2 separate regions of the Homo sapiens genome follow, and region 2 is linked to region 1. A link is a loop called in an ENCODE intact Hi-C map of the cell type or tissue named here. Cell type or tissue: heart right ventricle. All regions are shown on one strand. Each heading gives the region's core, and the rest is flanking DNA. Links, peaks and the distances in the headings are about the cores only. Region 1 has its middle 11 kb from the start of LINC02437. Region 2 overlaps MIR3945HG (MIR3945 host gene).

Region 1 (2,922 bases), core at 273-2,772:
GGCAGGAAGGAATCTTGTCTGCAGAGGAGGCTGGAAGGGGCCATGTGGATGATGGCAACAGCAGCCCCTCAGAGATCTGCAGGAGCAGCAGGCTGCAGGCCCGGGGGGGCTTCCAGACACCCTGCCTGCTCTGTGCTCTCTCTTCCGTCTGTCCATCAGTCCACAAACTCTGAAGGAGTGACTTCCATCTGCCAGGCACGGCTTATCTCCCGGCATGTGGACGTGAACAAGGCACACTTGGCCGCTTCCCTCATGAAGCTGGGAGTCTAGTGTTGTCTCTCTCTCTCTCTCTCTCTTTCTCTCTCCTTCTGCTCCCACCAGCTAAACCCTCCCCTTCCCTTTTTTCTCTTCTGTGGCTTCTGCTTCGTTCCTTCCCTCTGCGGGTCGTAGGCAAATGCTCTCCTGCACCCCTCAGTCCTGCGAGACGGTCCTGCGTGTCTCGTCGCTCAGCTCCCGACAAGAGGGCCTGAGTGCAGTGCAGTCAGGGCAGAGCCTTACAGGAGCCCACGCTGCAGCCACGCCAGCCGGGGTTGCTGCCTTTGAGACAGGCACTCTGCCCTGGGGCTGACAGGATGCTGGCACCCAAGCTACTTCTGGATCCTTCTATCTAACTGTGTATTAATCAACAAGAGTGTATACATTTTCTGAATTATTTTGGGGACCAATCTGTTGAGTTCCAGGGCCTGCTCCATTCACAGCCATGCGGACGGGCTTCTCACCCACAGTTTGCCATGAAACAAGAAATAGACATAGAAGAAATCTGACCCAAGAAAAGTAATAATGTCACACAGAAAGTCCCTTTTACAGGTCTCTATTTGAATATCTATGAGTATATCCTTTGGATACATTTCCAGAAGTAGAATCATGGGATCCAAGTGCATGAACATTTTAAAATCACACGTGTATTTTTAGAAGGCCTTCTTTGGAGGCAGTGCTTTAAAAGAGTGTCCATGAGGCTTTTGGGAATCCTGGCACGCAGAAGGTAGCAGCCACGAGTGTTTTGCAGAAGTGAGTGAGGGCAGTACTGTTGCTGCCTCTTGCATCCCACCACAAAGCATGAGTGACTGTGGGACCGCCCTGGTCAATCCAGCGGGCAAGGGCAGGGGCAGAGTCAACAGACACACAGCTCAGTAGACTGTGGGTAAGAAACCCCCTTGGGACAGCTGTGAATGGGGCAGGCCCCAGAACACAACAGACGGGTCCCCAATATAATACAGAAAATGTATAAACTCTCATTGATCAATGGGTACAAATATGCAGTCAGATAGAAGAAATGAGACCTAGTGTTCGATAGATCAGTAGAGTGACCATATTTGACAATAATCTACTGCACAACTCAAAATAGCTAGAAGAGAATGATTGAAATGTTCCCAGCATAAAGGAAAGATAAATATTTAAGGTGAGGGATAACCCAATTCCCCGACTTGACCTTTACACAATATAGCAATGTGTCAAAATATCACATATGCCCTGAAGATTTGTACAGCTCTTATGTAACACTAAAAAAGATTAAAATAATATTACAACATTTTTTAAACTGGAAGCTTTTTATAATGAGCACCTGCTACTTTTCAAATTGGAGATGGGGGCAGTAGAAAATAATATTGCACAAGAAAAAAACCTATTTCCTGAGAAGGATAAGAACATTCTAGTGAGTCCTGGCTAAAGATATAAGCAGACGTGACTCCATCCATGTTGGCTGTCTCCCAGGAGCAGAGGGCGAGGCTAAGAGAAGGGTTCAGGGAACTCGGTCTGTGGAAGGTTAGAGACAGAAAGAGGACGGAACACTGGGACCTCGGGGAGGGCGGAGCTGGGGGAGGGCTGAGAGCATGAACTCACTTCTTATGTTCTTTCTTGTTGTTTTTTGCACTATAAATATATTTTGTTATCCATGAATAAAGCACTTGACATTTACTAAATATTTATAATTCTTCTCATTTTTACTTTTCGAGGCAATTTTAATTGAAAAAAATGTTTCCAGCTTTACTGAGGTATGATTAACAAATACAAATCATATATATTTGGTGTATACAATGTGATCTTTTGATACATATATATATATACACTTTGTGAATATATACACGATCAAACTAATTAACATATCCATCACCTCCCATAGTTACCTTGTGTGTGTGTGTGTGTGTGTGTGTGCTGAGAACACTTCAGCTGGTGACTGTAGCTAATAATCACGGATTGTGTACTTGAAATTTGCCAAGACAGCAGATCAAAAGCGTTCCTCTGTTGCCCAGGACAGCCCTGAAGGAGGTTTGAAAGCATGGCCATGCTGTTCCTAACAGAGCCCACATCCATTAGATTTGCTATTTTGAAACTTTTTTTTCTGTAGAGATTTACACTTCACACCTTCCCTAAACACAAATAATTCTTTCAGTTGAAAACTTGAACGATTTACCTATCTCTACTGTTTTCATTCTTATCATTGTATAAACATAATTTTCCCCAGTTGTAATCAACGAATATGTGTCTTTGTTCTTTTTATTCATACATACTTTTCCACATATTGACAGAGTCCATATATGTATTATTTTATTTTATTTATTTTAATTTGTTTTGGAGACGGAGTCTTAATGTCCCCCAGCCTGGAGTGCAGTGGTGCGATCTCAGCTCACTGCAACCTCCACCTCCCAGGCTTAGGTGATCCTCCTGCCTCAGCCTCCCTCCCAAGTAACTGGGACCACAGGTATGTGCCACCATGCTTGGCTAATTTTTTGTATTTTTGGTGAGATAGGGTTTCTTCGTGTTGGCCAGGCTGGTCTCAAACTCCTGAGCTCAAGTGATCTTCCTGCCTCGGCGTCTCCCAAAATACTGGGATTACAAGAGTAAGCCACCATACCTGGCCTACATATTATTTTAATGGCTTTGAATATATTTTTTCAAATGAATATATTCTTTCAAATGAATATA
Region 2 (2,922 bases), core at 251-2,750, 130 kb after region 1:
AAGTTTTGTACATCTTTGTTAAATTTACTTCTAAGTATTTTAGAATTTTTATCTTAAGTGAAATTACTTTCTTAATTTCATTTTTGGTTTGCTCATTGCTACTGTATACAATACAATTAATATTTGTACATTGCTCTTAATCCTGTAACCTTGCCGGACCTTATTCATTTTAAGTTTGTTCTTTGAATATGTGAAACATTAAAAAGATTTTAAAAGCCAGAACTATACACAAAGGTATTGTCCTTGTAATTTTATATCTGATTGGAAGAATTCTCCACAGACTAGCTTCTGGCGATGTACTTTTCAAACCTTGTTTTTCTCCACTACCCATATATTTTCATGCGAATTCTGGGTACTAGGAGATACAGTCATACCACAGTATGACCTCTGGTCCTGGACTTTAGTGTCACAATGCTGTTTGAGTTAGTCAGTAAGCCATAGGAGTATTCCTGGAAGTCATTTCTACACTGGGGTGCCCAGTAATAACTTAACCATGTGTTGAAGTTACTGAAAACCACATCATTATAACCTACTCCACCAAAACTAAATATAGCTATAACTCAATTTCCCCTTAGCTGGGTCTCCAAAATGCCCAGTAACACCTGACGCAAGGGGATGTGATGGAAGGGAGGCTGAAGTGAAGGTACAGCAGACTTAACTAGTTGTAGTAAAGATACTTTACCTCTGAACATTTACGAAACATATGACCATGTGAACACAATTCTGGGTCCCCTCTGGGGCCTCGGAAGAAGGTGTCAGTGCTAGTGAGGGGCTCTAAAAGTGAAAACTTCATTAAATTCATTGCAAATCCACCTTTCTACTCCAATTCTCAGTTGTGTTCCTTTATTTGCAAAATACAAATAATATTTGCTTTGCCTATTTGAAAGGTTATTGTGATATATAATGAAATTTGTGTTTTTTTTAAATTTATATTATTATTTAATGCCTGATTAGAGTTTTTGTGTATTTCATGCGTTAAGAGTTTTACATGTATTTTCCAAAATTGGCTACAATAATACCTCCCTTCCCACATTCTCTTCTTATGGTGACTCTGACACTCCTCCACTGAGAGGACACTTTGCTCCCTCTCTTTGAATTTGGATGTCGTCTTGTGACCGCAGCAGAAGTGATACTATGACTCCAAGAGCTACGTCATAAGTGGCAATACAGCTTTCACTTGGCTCTCTTGAAATCAAACTGCTGTGAGGAAATTCAAGCCATAGAGAAGCCCACAAAAGGAACAGACAGCTCCCTCCAACTTCCCAGCCATGTGAGGGAGCCACTTTGAAAGTGGTCTCTCCAGGTCCCATTAAGCTGACAGGGTGGAACACAGACAAGCTGTAGATCCATGAGCAAAAGAAATGACTATTGTTGTTTTAAGCCTTTAGATTTTGGACTGGTGTATTATGCAGCAACTGATAACTGATACACCATCCCAGCTTTCCAGTGAAATCCCTCTCCACTCACGCCAAAATGAGCTTCCCCCTGTTCTGCAGTACACTTTGCAATTCCCCACCACTATGGCTTTCTCATGCCATCTCTTCCAGAATGTTTTCTGCCTACTGAAATACGACTTATCCTTAAAGTCCTCTCTCAAATGCTGCTTCCTCTCTAAAGCTTCTCTCACTGCCCCCGCCGGCTTTCCTATCTCCCTCTTCTGAAATCCTGGAGACCTTTGATTCTATCTTTTATACAGTACTTATTGCCAGGATTGAGATTTAGGATATTTATCAACTGACCCCTTCCTGGATTATCAGCCCTGGGAGCACTCTCTGCCTTGTGGCAAAGTTGGTTCCACACCTTTTCAGCTCCTCTTCTAGCCTAGAAGCACCTTAAGGGCAGGGTGCCTCATATATTTTTCCTCCATGCAAAACATAGGTTTTTGCACATAGTAAACTTCACACATCATCATCATTATTACTATTACTATTTTTGAGTCAAAGTCTCACTCTTGTCCCCCAGGCTGGAGTGCAATGACGCAATCTCTGCTCACTGCAACCTCCGCCTCCTGGGTTCAAGTGATTCTCCTGCCTCAGCCTCCCGAGTAGCTGGGACTACAGGCACATGCCACCACACCCAGCTAATTTTTGTATTTTTAGTAGAGACGGAGTTTCTTCATGTTGGCCAGGCTGGTCTCGAACTCCTGACCTCAGGTGATCCACCCATCTCGGCCTCCCAAAGTGCTGGGATTACAGGTGTGAGCTACCGCGCCCAGCCCATACATTATTTTATAAATAATTTGTTGGGACTTAAAGACGGAGAGATAATACTTAGGGGAGAAAGAAGATTAAACCTTTAAAATTATAAATTACTGAGAAATAAGATCATTTTTCTTAAACTGGGATTCTGAAGTCACAGTGTTTTTGATCTGGCAGCTTAGAGATCATTTAATTGGGTCTCACAATTTTTTTTTTTTTTTTGAGACGGAGTTTTGCTCTTGTTGCCCAGGCTGGAATGCAGTAGCGGGATCTCAGCTCACTGCAACCTCTGCCTCCCAGGTTCAAGCCATTTTTCTGCCTCAGCCTCCCGAGTAGCTAGGATTATGGGCATGGGCCACCATGCCCAGCTGATTTTTATATTTTTAGTAGAGACAGGGTTTCATCATGTTGGCCAGGCTGGTCTCAAACTCCTGACCTCGTGATCCTCTCTCCTCGGACTCCCAAAGTGCTGGGATTACAGGTGCGAGCCACCACGCCCGGTGATTCTTACATGTTTGTGTGCAAAACAATGCCTTGAGGAAGATGCGGGAGGGGCACACAGGTTCTGGAGTCCCCTTCCAGACATTCTGAACAGGCAGATCTGGGTGGGCTCATGCAGTCGCCTCCTTAACAAGCTGCCCACGTGGTGCTGATGTGGGTAGTCTGAGGCCCACGGTGTCAGAAGCCCTGGTTATTCAGGCTCCTGAATGGTGACTGGTTTGTC

What was found. Peaks named below come from ENCODE experiments on the same cell type or tissue, not always from the same donor. Only the 100,000 strongest peaks of a DNase experiment are listed, where the experiment ranks them.
Region 2: a loop joins it to region 1, with 2.1 times the contacts of the local background. A loop is called at or near these places in 2 of 110 quality-filtered maps.

The regions. Positions count from the first base shown.
Region 1 is chr4:184,977,222-184,980,143 of GRCh38, reverse strand. No RefSeq gene overlaps it. Among named protein-coding and RNA genes, the nearest start is that of LINC02437, 11 kb to the left of the region's middle. In heart right ventricle, for the core only: no CTCF peak of the experiment used is centred there; a DNase peak (open chromatin) is centred at 1,733; H3K27ac peaks cover 497 bases.
Region 2 is chr4:184,846,975-184,849,896 of GRCh38, reverse strand. All of the region lies in intron 2 of MIR3945HG (MIR3945 host gene), which reads left to right. Among named protein-coding and RNA genes, the nearest start is that of MIR3945, 2.7 kb to the left of the region's middle. RefSeq lists a silencer at 406-475. In heart right ventricle, for the core only: no CTCF peak of the experiment used is centred there; a DNase peak (open chromatin) is centred at 1,214; H3K27me3 peaks cover 358 bases.